Regions from separate parts of the Homo sapiens genome. Here all the other regions are linked to region 1. Evidence: chromatin contacts called from ENCODE Hi-C or POLR2A ChIA-PET data. All regions are on one chromosome and are shown on one strand. Each heading gives the region's core, a stretch centred on a gene start or an enhancer-like site at or near the end of the contact. The rest is flanking DNA. Distances are from core to core; before and after follow the strand shown. Region 1 overlaps THSD4 (thrombospondin type 1 domain containing 4). Region 2 overlaps LOC105370886 (a long non-coding RNA gene). Region 3 overlaps LRRC49 (leucine rich repeat containing 49).

Region 1 (4,438 bases), core at 704-3,203:
AATTTCACCTCATTAAAAACAATAGAAGACATATAAATGGGCAATAAGCTCATGAAAAGATGTATAATAATGGAAGCAGGGATGGGGCAGAAACAGCCAAAAGAAAGAAAAGAGCACTGAGGTCCATTACAGTAGCATTTCACAGGTTATCTCATTTAATCCTTTCAAGAGACTTCATGATGTCGATGTTATTAATCTCATTTTGCAGATGAGAAAACAGAGGCTCGGAGCAATTAAAAATCTAGTTATAGCTAATAAATGGCAGGGTCGGGATGAGGCTTCTCAACAAGTTACCAAAATGACTGCAACCAAGATTATAACTTAAAGGAATACGACGTTTTCAGATGCACTGAAAACTGGACCCTTGATTTTATGGCACTTTTACAATGTGATAACACATAAAAACCTGTGATAAAATTTTATGTCCATGAAGCCAGGGACACAAAGCCTTGGCCAGTGTGGAGGATAATGCAGGACAGGTGCTGCGCAGAGTTATGCACGCTGCTTGGCCAACTCCCTCAGCCCTGCTCTGCGTACTGATTCTCTGATCCAAAGACAAACACCCAGAGAGACTTGGCAGGAAGGTGCGTCTTGCCCGAGAGGCACAGACTAATAGAGACAACAGGCCTTAGGGAGGCTTCAGAGGTCATCCGGTCTTAGTGGGCCGAAACACATATCCACGAACCAGATGTATCTGAATTACCTGGGGAGCTCATAAAATGCAGATTCCTGGGCCCCATGCCAGACCTCAGGTGGGTAGGGCACAGAAATGACAATTTTTAAAAAGCTCTCCAGAGGGTAACCCTTATCTATTGTTGATGGGAATGTAAAATGGTACAGACACTTTGGGAAACAGTTTGGCTATTTCCTGAAAAGTTACACATAAGAGTTACCATTTGACCCAGTAATTCCACTTCTAGGTATATACGCAAGAGAAATGAAAACATACGCCCTCACAAAAATGTGTCCATGAATGTTCTAAGCAGCATCATTCATGACTCATCAACTGGATCAAATATCCATCAACTGATAAGTAGATAAATAACATGTGACATATCATACAATTGCCATATTATTGAGCAATAGAAAGGAATAGGCTATCAATACATGCTACAGTATTAATGAACCTCAAGTATGTTATATTAAGTAACAGAAGCCAGATGCAAGAGACCACACAGTGCATGATTCTATTTATGTGAAACATCCAGAAAAGGTAAATCTACAGGGGCAGAAAGTACATAGCTTACTTGTTGCCTAGGGCAGGGAGTGGGAGTGGATGGGGATATTACTGACATGATAAAAATGTTCTAATACTGATTTATGCTGATAGTTGCACAACTTGGTAAACTTACTAAAACTCATTGATTGTAAAATGTGACTCAATAGAGCTGGCTTTTTTTTTTTAAAGAAAATGTCCCCAGGTGATTCTGACGTTCCAGCAGATTTGAGAACCACTGAATTCCAATATACTTACTGTGCAATGAGGAACCTGAAACCCAGAGAGGGAAATGATTCACCCAGAGTCACAAAGTGAGTTCATACAGAGCCAGATTGCCTCTGATCTGTGTCTCCACAAAAGGAAATGGAACGCTAGGAGATGACCTGATGAAATTAACCAAAGGGGACTGCCAATCTCAATGAGTCAGTCCCCATTAAACCCTTTTCCCCCTTAACTCGCAGGAAGCTGGTTTGTTTTGCCTGACTGAACCAGGAAAGGGGCTCAGGAAGCAGCTGTAGGCCAGTGAAAGGACTACAGGCTTGGAGTCAGAAGGCCTGGGTTCAAACTTGGCCTTGAGAGTTCATCGTGATCCTGGGCCAGTCACTTCACTTCCTAGGGACTCATCTGGTTCATCCATCTGTAAACAAAGCCGATCATATCACCCTCCCAGGATCACTGCAGGACCAGTAAGGAAGATATTGAGTAATCCAGGTAGGAGATGATTTCCTTCCTGCCTAATCTGAAACCACAGATGTCCAGCCCAATCTGTTTATCTTAAGGCTACAACCAGAGCATCCCTTCCAGCCTGCAGGGCACTCACATTCCCTGACGCAAGCGCCACTCACCCACCCCAATCTTGGACCCAGTCCCAGCTTGATCCCAGTTCCCAGGTGCCATAAAACTCTGGAAAGGTGGAAACAAGACTGTATTTTTTTTTTTTTTTTTTACAGCTGTGAGAACTGCAGACTGAGAACAATAAGTATTTTTAAAATAACAACCTTCCGAGTGACCACCGACGCATCAAATACTGGATTGGGCGTGGTGTTATTATAAGACCAAGAGAATGTAAAACATCCTGTAACATATCTTAGTAGAAGATCTTTGCCAAGGGAAAGAAATCTGTCTTCTATCTAAGAGGAATGTTTGGTAATCGTTTGGGCCTTGGATAAACTCAGGCCATACGTCTTGGGCCAGGCATTTACATTATGGACTAATCATAGAGCCCTGCAGTGAATATAGACATTGTGGAGTAAGAGTAGGTTACCGAGATGGTCATGGCAGCTTTGACACTCACAGAGACATGCAGCCTGTGTCCGGATGGGGAACATTCAGGCCAAGACCCTTTCTTAAAAGGAAAAATGTGAACGCTGGTATCCCCTGAACGGACCCCATCTAAGTGGATCCTGAACTCCCAGCCTGTGCCATCAGATAAGAATGTCAACATGGCAGAGGGCGAAGGTAAGAAGGGACCCGTCCAACTCAGCCTGCTTGGGTCACATTTTGTTTGCTTTATCAGGTCCAAGAGAAATCTGACTTCTTTGAGGGACCTGTGGGTGTCATTCACAGGGACTCCTGGTAACTGAGCTAGACAGTGAAAAACAGGCATTCTCTGTAAAAGGGCACTTGGGACTGACAAGAAGACAGAAGAAACAGAAGCTCGCCACTCATGACAGCAGCACAGGCGTAGGCTTGGAGAAAGAAAGATGAACTTGAGAGCCTTTGGTTCAGAGAGGTGTTACAGACTTGCTGAAAATGTAACTCCAAGCAGCAGCAGAAGATAAATGAGAACAGAAGGAGCTAGAAGGGAAATGGACTAAAGCAGGAAAAATACAAAGAAAAGCAAAGGCTAGGAGATCAAACATCTAAAACAATACTAGCAAACACATAGCACATGTACTGCAAGTGCCCTGCCCCAGGATTCACGGTGGTCTCACACCCTTCAGGGACCCCCCAGGCAGCCACTGGGAGGGACTGTTTCATGTGCACCTCCCAGGCCTGAAGCAAAAGCCTAGACTTTCCACTTCCAGTTAAACATGGAAGAGTGACCATCTTACACCTCCTCTCCCTTCCAAAACCCTACTAAATTTCCTACTGTTAGGGAATTTTAAAACGTTTTAACCTATGAGGACAAAGCAAAAAGAGAGGAGATATCCACAAATAAAGATTTCAGCAAACTTGGAGAAAAGTAGAGGAAAGCGTTGTAATTGAGTGTAAGTTGCAAACATTCATATCCACTGTGGAGGAAACTTGAGAACAAAGCCATCTGGACTGACAGACACCCCAGTAGCCCAGCCCTCGGAGGCACAGGAACCATGAAAGATGAGGCTCTGGTTCATGATGGAAAACTGAGCTACTAAGCCCATGTTATGCAGCCAGGCTACTACGTAACCCCCATGCTCCTCCCCAAGCAGGGGAGAGGTTTACTCTTCAGAGAAACTGAGAAGGGGCTGCAGACCCAGGAAACAGGCACCATGGAGAACAGAGCTCAGGGCAAGGGGCACCCAGAACACCAACCACACGTCCACCTCCACAGGCAGGAGATTCAAGGGTTCTTCTCTGGAGAAAACCAACCACCTGAGAGGAAAACCATCTACATAATGACAGTTGTGTGCAGGGTTCCAACAAAAAAAGATAGCTCAAAATCTGTTCTCCTAAAGAAAAGCTCATCAACCAACTACCCCACCTATGCATGCTGAGCTGCACGGCACAGGGCATCTGCAGCACATGCACGTAGAACTTTCGACCTGTCCAATATGGATATACTCTAAAAGCTGACAGCCATCTGGGGAAAGCCCCTGACAAGAAAGGCAGGGTTAACACAAACACAAAAAGAACTTGGAGGTGAGGGGATAGGCAGGGAAAATAAAAAGAACTTCAAAAGTCCTGTTATATTTGGCCAGGTGCGGTGGCTCATGCCCGTAATCCCAGCACTTTGGGAGGCCAAGATGGGCGGATCACAAGGTCAGGAGATCAAGACCATCCTGGCTAACACAGTGAAACCCTGTCTCTACTAAAAATACAAAAAATCAGCCGGGCGTGGTGGTGGGTGCCTGTAGTCCCAGCTACTCGGGAGGCTGAGGCAGGAGAATGGTGTGAACCCGGGAGGCGGAGCTTGCAGTGAGCTGAGATCGCACCACTGTGCTCCAGCCTGGGCGACAGAGCAAGACTCCGTCTCAAAAAAAAAAAAAAAAAAATCCTGTTATATTCTTAAAGAATGTT
Region 2 (4,369 bases), core at 398-2,897, 220 kb after region 1:
CCACTGTACTCTAGCCTGACGACAGAGCAAAACCCTTCTCAAAAACAAACAAAACCCCAAAAACTTTGCATTCCTTCCAAAGGATGAAACATTTCATTTAACCCAGCCACATGGAGTTAAATATGGTCAAGCCAAATGAACTCATTTCACATGTTTAGCTCAAGCAAGCTGATTTCTTCACAGGAGCTGCCCAGTAAATGCTTCAGTGACGCCCACCATGATGTGTGTGGGGTTAGTTCATCAGCTGAGCTGTCTGAACCACTTACAGACTTCCAAGCCCTACATGTTCTTCCTTGTCTCTGAGTCATTGTGAAAGCTGCCCCTGAACTTAGAATACCCTTTGACTCTTTCCTATCCCCCTCTTTACCCACTAAATAGCACTACACTTGCCAGAGTCCCAGCCACTTGTGGGGCTGAGGCAAGAGGATCACTTGAGGCCAGGAGTTTGAGGCTGCAGTGAGCCGTGATCATGCCTGTGAATAGTCACTGCACTCCAGCCTGGGCAATACAATGAGATCCTGTCTCTTACAAAAAAGTAAAAAATAAAAAATAACACCACATCTTTCAGCAGCCTTAAGGGAGGCCCTCCTTTCAAAACCCCACTGTACCTCCTCCCCGAGGTGGGCTTCGCTGCCCCTCTACTGTGCTCCCACCACATCCGTGCTTACTCCAAAGAGGCACGTACTATGTTGAATTGCATGCGCCTGTTTAGTCATCTACCTCTTCAACCCAGGCTGTGAGCCTGGTGGGCAGGGACCATGCCCTATTCATCCGAGTGAACTGGTGCTGAATACAATTATTTGGCACATGGTAGGTGTGGAATAAAGGCTTTCTGAATGAATGAGCTGGTAAGTAAGTGAGGAATGGATGACTCAATGACTAAATGAAGAAATGCAACACTCCACCAGCCCAAGTGAAGGTTTATGAGGGCATGAAAAGACTGGAAAAAGCATGCCTGTTAGGAACAGACCCAGAACGGCAACCCCCTCAACCCCTTGCCTTCTGTCCTGGTCCTCTCCTCTCCGCCCTGCACACACTTGTTTTCCATGAGCCACCTCACCCATCCTGGAGGCTTCTGTTCCCCTCTGAGTGTCATTGATTGCCAAAGCAATGGTCCCAAATTCTGTGCCAAACTTAAGGCAAACTTTTCAGAAAATTTGTCTCTTACCTATGCCTTTTCCATTTGAATTTTTACAGCTACCACTTCCTCCACGAGATGACTTGCTCTCTGGATTGGAGGTGTGTCTGCATTTCAGGAACAAGCAACTTTTCTCTGTGGCTACAGGCTGTACTCTGAACCTCCACCATTGGAAAGTCAACTCCTGCTACGTCCTGTTCAGCAAGGATTTGAGCAGGTTTGGTGAAGGTAAATGCATTCCTATTGCCATGGAGACATGGTATTTCTCAGTGACAGAGAACAGAGAAGCAAAGTTAAAGTTACTTGCATGGCAATATAGTAGAAAAAGTAAAAACTCAGAGCCTGGATGTGTAGGGCAGGCATGGGGAACTTCTGGCTTCCAGCTCTTGGCTCAATTTTCTTCCAGCCTTTGGCAAACATGACAAACCATGGTTACATTAACAAAGAATGATACTTATCAGTCAGATACCACCCAGTGCTGGAAAGGCCCCAGAGCCAGTTGGAAGGCAGTGGGTGGTGACACATTTTACAAGCACGTTCTCACGGTTCTACTCTATTTCAGAATTCATTTGGGCTTCCTACATTTCAAGTCAACTGTCTTTTTGAAATACCTGTAGATTCTCCAGAGCCTGTGCTAAGTTTTAAGGCTTCTTGTTTTTTTTTTTTTTTTTTTGCCGTTTGCCCTTGTTTTATACTGTTGACTAAAGCCATAAAGTCACAAGCTGTGAAAGACGGAAAGACCTTTAGAGATTATCTGATCTAACCCCCTCATTTTATAGGCTAAGAAACTGTCAGAAGTGACTTTAACTTTGAATTTTATGAGATCTATTTGTGTTGACAACATAATCGAATGCCCTGCTTCTGAGACTGAGGATTTGCAAGGGGAAATATTTTTTAAAAGTCAGTGCTCTTTCTGATGGGTGGGAGAGTAGGGTAAAAGCTTTTGTTTTCGTAACTGTTTCTGTGCCACACACTCCACCAGATAGAATGCAAGACCTCTCTACCGGGTTTAAGCCTACCACTGTCAGAATAACCACAGGAGGAATACCTGTAGACTGTTGCTACTCCCCTTAGGAAAGTATCCAATGATCAGAGGTCACTTCCCCACTTTGAGGGTGTTCAGACAGAAAAGACTAAAGACCTCTGAAGCAATGACACGTGCAAGCAGTCAACAGCACCCACTGTTCCCAAAGAGAGTTTCTCTTGGGGGCTCTGGCCAGTTGGACTTCTTAATAAATCAGCTCCTGCACACAACAGCTATGCACATCCCTGCCTCTGTTGAGCAGGCACTGCATGTGGCCGAAGCAGGCTCCATGGCAATGAGGCATGGACTGGTTTGGGAGTTGTAGATGCCTTAGGCTGTTGTGTAGGAAACTGGAAGGCTGATCCCTAGAATCACTTTGGAAAAGGCACAAAGTTCAGAGCTAGAAAAGCAAAATCAAAACCCGTTTGCAGAGCCAATGGGTAAGATCAGGAAAGGCAAACAGGTTTCACATCAACTCTGATTGGTGGTACCTGTCTGGGGTACGGTACTGAGAAGGGTTGTGAAGCCGTGAGTCAGAGGAAAGGTACAGGGCTATGGATTAGGAATGCCTGCATTAGGGCTAAGCAGGGGAGAGCAACAAGTGTACTATGTATTTTTCTTTTTTTTTAATATCATTTTATTTTAGCCAAGAATTACCTGTATAAAGTCGAAAAGTGCTTCCACTGATGCAACACGGCAGTCCTTTTCAGGTAATCTTACCAGCAGGCTCCTTCTTCTCACGGAAGAGCCATGTTAACAATAAACTTTGGCTAGAGGGTGCTGTGGAAATGGTAAAATATGGAGATTATTCTGTGAAAAATTATGGGTGATTTGAGAGTAAAAGCAAGAAGCTATTGGCATTAGGCAGAATACATAGAAAATAAAACATAAACTCACTTTTGTAATCAATCCAGGATGGCATGGATTGAATGGATTGACAAGGGTGCATGGTTGAATGGTCAACACTCTTCACCTGCCAGTGCAGAGCCCTAAAATGAACACTTAACCACCATCAGGGTGAGAGGCAGCTCTTTGATACTGGTGGTCGGGGGGCGGGGGTGGTGTCAGTCTCATTAACCAGGGCAGTGAGGGTTGGCTGAAGTATCTGGCCACCGGAAATCCTATTGTCTCAGCTCAGTTGAGGAAACCAGTAGCCTTAAATGGGGGATAAAACTGATGGACCAGGCTGCAAGTGGCCCATCACACAGAGCAGGCCTGGGATGTTCCTATCAAGGCAATAGGAAGCCCTCCCTGTCCACGCAGTGATGGTAGAGCCAGTCCAGAAGCACAAGCCCAGAAGCAACCTGGGTGTCTACATGGAGGAATGATTCTTGTCCCTCCCAAGGCTCTTATAGATTCTGTTCCCTGATATTCTTCCCATGTGTGTGGGACACAGGGGAAGCTGGGAAGGGTGGCACAAGTATCTTTTCTGTATTTATTCAGATAATTTAATGTTTATTTTCTAGTTCTTACCATGGTGAGTTACATTGATTGATCTTTCAAATGTTAGGCCAACTTTACATTCCTGGGATGAAATCCACTTGGTCGTGACCTATTGTCTTCTTATGTATCATTGGATTTGATTCACTAAAATACTGCTAAGAAGTTTTGTGTCTATGCTTGTCGTAGGAAAATAGCCAATTACATGGCAAGAGTGGCGCCATCTTGAATTGAAACTCCCATGATGACTGTTGTTTGACTCTTGCATGCCAAGGTGGTCTGCAGCAAGGTCTTTAAACAATGCTCATAGCTTAGATAACCCCTCATAAAGATGCTTATCTAACCTCCCCAGTAGTCTTGAGTTTAACAAGAAACACAGATGTGACTAGCTACCACATATTTTACCAAAAAACTTGTAATATAACAGATATTTTCTAAAAGGTGAGTGCAGAGATCCACTGCCTAATGGCCACCCAAGACATCTCTCCTGTTCATAAGCTCCTATTAAATATTTCTTTTTAAGAAACTGGATTTTTCAGCTGTTTTATTCAGCCTCTCATCTCCCTCAGCCTTTGCGGGCAGGTTTACTTATACCTGCTCACTGCGGAGCATTTGTCTTGGTCTGTTTTGTGTTGCTATAACAGAATATCATAGACTGGATAATTTATAAAGAAAAGAGGCTTATTTCGCTCACAGTTCTGGAGGCTGGGAAGTTCTATAGCATGCTACCCACATCTGGTGAGGGCCTTCTTGCTGCATCATAACTT
Region 3 (4,438 bases), core at 100-2,599, 250 kb after region 1:
ACACATGCATGTCTATTAAAAGAGCATTTGAGAGCTAACAATGGAAGGAAACATCTTTCAGAGAAGCAGATTTACTGCTTTGTAACAGCATTTTATAGTCATTCAGGATCTCCTAAGACAAAACATTTTCTTCCTATCCCAGTTTTGACTCATTTGCATATTCTCTGCCCATAGTGATTCCCAGGACCTCCTGTGGTTCCCTGAGAATGCATTCCTAGAAGAATGGGGCATCCTCCATATAGGTGAATAGCAGGAACCGTACCTAACTAAAGAGGAACATACAATAAATATGACAATTCTGACTGAATTAAGGAGGCAAACATACTTTATTTTGACTAATTTGTTAGTAAGTTTATTCTTCACTCATAAAAAGAACATATTTTTGGCTTTGAAATCATGACATAAAATAAAAAGGGAAATAACTGAAAATTATCAGCTAAAAGTAGGTAGATGCAGCTCATGCTGAATCATCAGCAAATACTACGTGCTTTGGGCTATAGCAGGGCACCAATCAAAGCAAGAACCAAGGATGCAGTGCCACGCCATCTCTGAAAACTGTTTAGTTCCCAAAGGTTGTTTGGTCCTCACATACAGGCAATTAATCCTTCCTTTCTCCTGCTTTCCTTCCTTCCTTCTTAACTTTTAGCTATGAGAACAGTGGGCAATAATGCTTTTATACTAGTCTTTCTAGTTTATAGGATAGTGTTGTTGTTGTTTTAACATGTATAACCTGCATATTTTCAACCTTCAAAAAATAAAACTGCCAAAATCAACTGTAACTAAAGGCCATTTTTATTTTTGGTCTGTTATCTGCTGTAGGCAGAGCTTCATATAGGAATTTTTATTGCGAATTTCTATGACTGCATCCCTAACAAGCTCAATGAACATCTGTGGCCAAAGCTTCTGCAAAGCCTCATTTTTCATGTTGATTTCTGTGGCTTCCTTCACAAGGTCTTCTATATATGTTTTACAGAATTTCTTCTTTTCCTTTATTTCCTGTTAAAAAAAAGAGAAAGTTTTGTATTAAATCATAACTAATCCAAAAGTCAAAGCAACAATTAGCTGAACCACAGAAAATTGAAATAATTTATTCTGACCCCCTATTCCTCCCCCATCTACTCCTCAGAGCAGGAATTCTTTCCTAGTCACTGCTGACAGAGTTCTGCTTGAGTAAAGATAACAACAAGGGTCTCAGTACTTCTCAGTCTACTCCTACCTCTGTTGGACAGCTCTGCTAGAAAATGTGTTTCTTTACTGGAATTGTTGAATCATAACTACTATTTCTCCTATCTCAGTTCAGGTCATTTAGCTCACACAAGTCAGCTGAATGCAGACTCACAGATTCCTGTGGTAAATGTATCAGGATACAGATAGTGACAATTTCAATTGGTATGATATTAGTTAATATCTATGTAATACTTTAAGTATGTATACTCTGAATTTACCCTCTATTATGGGAAAGCATAAAATGGTACACTACACTGACTTACGCAGCCTTGACCATTTGGAGAAAGTTGGGGGGAAGTGTACAATTAGGAAGAGTAAACATATAGAAACCTGGGACCCAGGACGTTGCCTTCTAAAGAAACAGGTCTCCCACTCAACTTCTGGGTCTGGCAGTGTGAAAATGAAAAACCTGGTCCTAAACACAACAGAGGAATTTTGGAGCTGAGGATATTTGAATATTGTGCCCCAATTTCATCACAGAGACTAAAACAAAGTGATTTTGTTTAATCAAGAATTTAACATTTATTTTGGCTATTGATACTTCTGAATAGTATCAAGGCATAATCATGGAATGTATAATATACATGGAAGAATCAATGTAACACATCAGATAATCAGAATTACAAGGGAAGTAATGCACATCAATGAAGAAGGAAAGTAATAAATGTCAATGAGACAATACATTTAACTACTAGAAAAAGGATCCATTTAAATCTCCAACTCAAGTCAAAACACCAAAATAATTTCAAGATAAATTAAATGAGCTAAATTTAAAATATCATAAGCCAGGCATGGTAGCTCACATCTGTAATCCCAGCACTTTGGGAGGCCAAGGCAGGAGGATCGCTTAAGGCCAAGAACTCAAGACCAGCCTGGGCAACATAGCGAGACCCCATCTCTACAGAAAAACAAGAATAAAAAATTTAGCCAGGTGTAATAGCACATGCCTGTAGTTCCAGGTACTTGGGAGGCTGAGGTGGGAGAATCGTTTGAGCCCAGGAGTTCAAGGCTACAGTTTAAGCTATGATCATGCCATTGCACTCCAGCCTGAGTAACAGAGTGAGACCTTGTTTCTAAAAAAAAAAAAAAAAAAAAAAAATTTGGCCCGGTGCAGTGGCTCACACCTGTAATCCCAGCACTTTGGGAGGCCAAGGTGGGTGGATCACTTGCGGTCAGGAGTTCGAGACTAGCCTGGCCAGCATGGTGAAACCCCATCTCTACTAAAAATATAAAAATTAGCCAGGGTTGTGGCACATGCCTGTAGTCCCAGCTACACGGGAGGCTGAGGCAGGAGAATTGCTTGAACCCAGGAGGTGGAGGTTGCAGTGAGCTGAGGTCGTGCCACTGCACTCCAGCCTGGGCGACAGAGCAAGACTCTGTCTCAAAAAACAAAACAAAACAAACAAACAAACAAATGAAATCCTAAAAATCACAGATAGTGTCATTAAAATTATACCTACGAAGATTTCTAGGAAGTCCTAGCCAGAACGGTCAGGCAAGAGAAAGAAATTAAAAAGCATCTAAATAGGAAAAGAAGTCAAACTATCTCTCTTTGCTGACAATATGATTTCTATACCTAGAAAATCCTAAAGACTCTGCCAAAAGGCTCTCAAATTGAAACAATTTTAGTAAAACTTCAGGATATAAAATCAATGTACACAATTCAGTAGCGTTTCTATACACCAACAACATCCAGGCTGACAGTGAAATCAAGAACACAATCCCACTTACAATAGCCACAAAGAAAATGAAATACGTAGGAATACAGCTAAGAAGGTGAAAGACCTCTACAAGGAGAACTACAAAATACTGCTGAAAGAAATCAGAGATGACACAAATAAATGGAAAAACATTCCCTGCTGATGGATTGGAAGAATCAATATCATAAAAATGGCCATATTGCCCAAAGTAATTTACAGTTCAATGCTATTCATATCAAATTCCCAATGTCACTCTTCACAGAATTAGAAAAAAAATTCTAAAATTCATATGGAACCAAAAAAGAGCCCGAATAGCCAAAGCAATCCTAAGCAAAAAGAACAAAGCCAGAGGCATTATGCTATCTGACTTCAAACTATACTATAAAGCCACAGTAACCAAAACAGTTTGGTACTGGTAAAAAACAGATACATCGACCAATGGAACAGAATAGAAAACTCAGAAATAAAGCTGCACACCGAAAACCATCTGATCTTCAACAGGGCTGACAAAAACAAGCAATGGGGAAAGGACTCCCTATTCTATAAACGGTGCTGAGATAACTGGCTAGCCATATGCAGAAGATTGAAGCTGGACCTTTCTTATCTTTCACCATATACAAACATTAACTCAAAAGGGATTAATAATTTAAAGGTAAGACCTCAAACTATAAAAATTCTGGAAGACTCTTCTTGATATTGGCCTTGGCAAAGAATTTTTGGCTAAGTCCCCAAAAGCAATTGCAACAAAAACAAAAATAGACAAATGGGACTTAATTAAACTAAAGAGCTTTTGCACAGCAAAAGAAACTATCAACAGAGCAAACAGACAACCTACAGAATTGGAGAAGATATTTGCAAACTATGTATCTGACAAAGGCTTAATATCCAGAATTTATAGGGAACTTAAATCACCAAGCAAAAACCAAATAACCCCAGTAAAAAATGGGCAAAGGACATGAACAGATACTTCTCAAAGGAAGACATACAAGTGGCCAACAAGGATATGAAATAGTGCTCAGCATCACTAATCATCAGAGAAATGCAAATCAAAACCACAGTGAGATACCATCTCACACCAGTTAGAATGGCTATTACTAAAAAGTGAAAAAACAACAGATGCTGGCGAGGCTGTGGAGAAAAAGGAACTCTCATACACTGCTGGTGGGAATATAATTAAATTAGTCCAGCCACTGTGGAAAGCAGTCTGGCAATTTCTTAAATAACTTAAAACAGAGCTACCATTTGGCCCAACAATCCCATTCCTGGGTATATACTCCAAAGAAAATAAATCATTCTACCAAAAAGACACATGCGCTCATATGTTCATTGCTACACTATTCACAGTAGCAAAGACATAGAACCAACCCAGGTGCCCATCAATGGTAGATTGGATAAAGAAAATATAGTATATATACACCATGGAATAGTAACTACATAGCCATAACAAAGAGTGAAATCCTGTCCTTTGCAGCAACATAGATGGAACTGGAGGCCATAATCTTAAGCAAATT

What was found. Hi-C counts contacts between places; a loop is a spot of excess contacts on that map. ChIA-PET counts read pairs that join two places held with the same protein, here RNA polymerase II (POLR2A). Pooled maps may share reads with other maps.
Region 2: a loop to region 1 is called in a map of PC-9, with 11 times the contacts of the local background. The contact joins two enhancer-like sites. A Hi-C loop is called at or near these places in 2 of 168 maps with a recorded cell type or tissue (PC-9 and ascending aorta) and 4 of 50 pooled maps. POLR2A ChIA-PET finds 5 or more read pairs at or near these places in 1 of 52 experiments (A549).
Region 3: a map of mammary epithelial cell shows a loop between it and region 1 (14-fold over the local background). The contact joins two enhancer-like sites. A Hi-C loop is called at or near these places in 1 of 168 maps with a recorded cell type or tissue (mammary epithelial cell) and 1 of 50 pooled maps. POLR2A ChIA-PET finds 5 or more read pairs at or near these places in 3 of 52 experiments (AG04449, AG04450 and PC-3).

What each region holds. Positions count from the first base shown.
Region 1 is chr15:71,292,651-71,297,088 of GRCh38, reverse strand. The region is part of intron 6 of THSD4 (thrombospondin type 1 domain containing 4); the gene reads right to left. It overlaps LOC124903520 (a long non-coding RNA gene), which reads left to right. Exons shown (of 2, transcript XR_007064700.1): 1 at 1-1,930; 2 at 2,170-4,438. Among named protein-coding and RNA genes, the nearest start is that of THSD4-AS1, 110 kb to the right of the region's middle. RefSeq lists a silencer at 1,485-1,779 and an enhancer at 1,029-2,228. Within about 2 kb of position 1,953, at least 17 of the 41 ENCODE cell types and tissues checked have a DNase peak (open chromatin) inside an H3K27ac peak, as active enhancers do; they include PC-3, PC-9, ascending aorta and 1 more, where a contact is called at or near this core.
Region 2 is chr15:71,076,794-71,081,162 of GRCh38, reverse strand. LOC105370886 (a long non-coding RNA gene) reads left to right here. Exons shown (of 5, transcript XR_932439.2): 4 at 1,198-1,366; 5 at 2,809-4,369. Among named protein-coding and RNA genes, the nearest start is that of THSD4, 36 kb to the left of the region's middle. Within about 2 kb of position 1,647, at least 13 of the 41 ENCODE cell types and tissues checked have a DNase peak (open chromatin) inside an H3K27ac peak, as active enhancers do; they include PC-9 and ascending aorta, where a contact is called at or near this core.
Region 3 is chr15:71,045,967-71,050,404 of GRCh38, reverse strand. LRRC49 (leucine rich repeat containing 49) reads right to left here. Exons shown (of 16, transcript NM_017691.5): 16 at 1-996. The coding sequence ends at 793. Among named protein-coding and RNA genes, the nearest start is that of THSD4, 67 kb to the left of the region's middle. Within about 2 kb of position 1,349, at least 3 of the 41 ENCODE cell types and tissues checked have a DNase peak (open chromatin) inside an H3K27ac peak, as active enhancers do; they include PC-3 and mammary epithelial cell, where a contact is called at or near this core.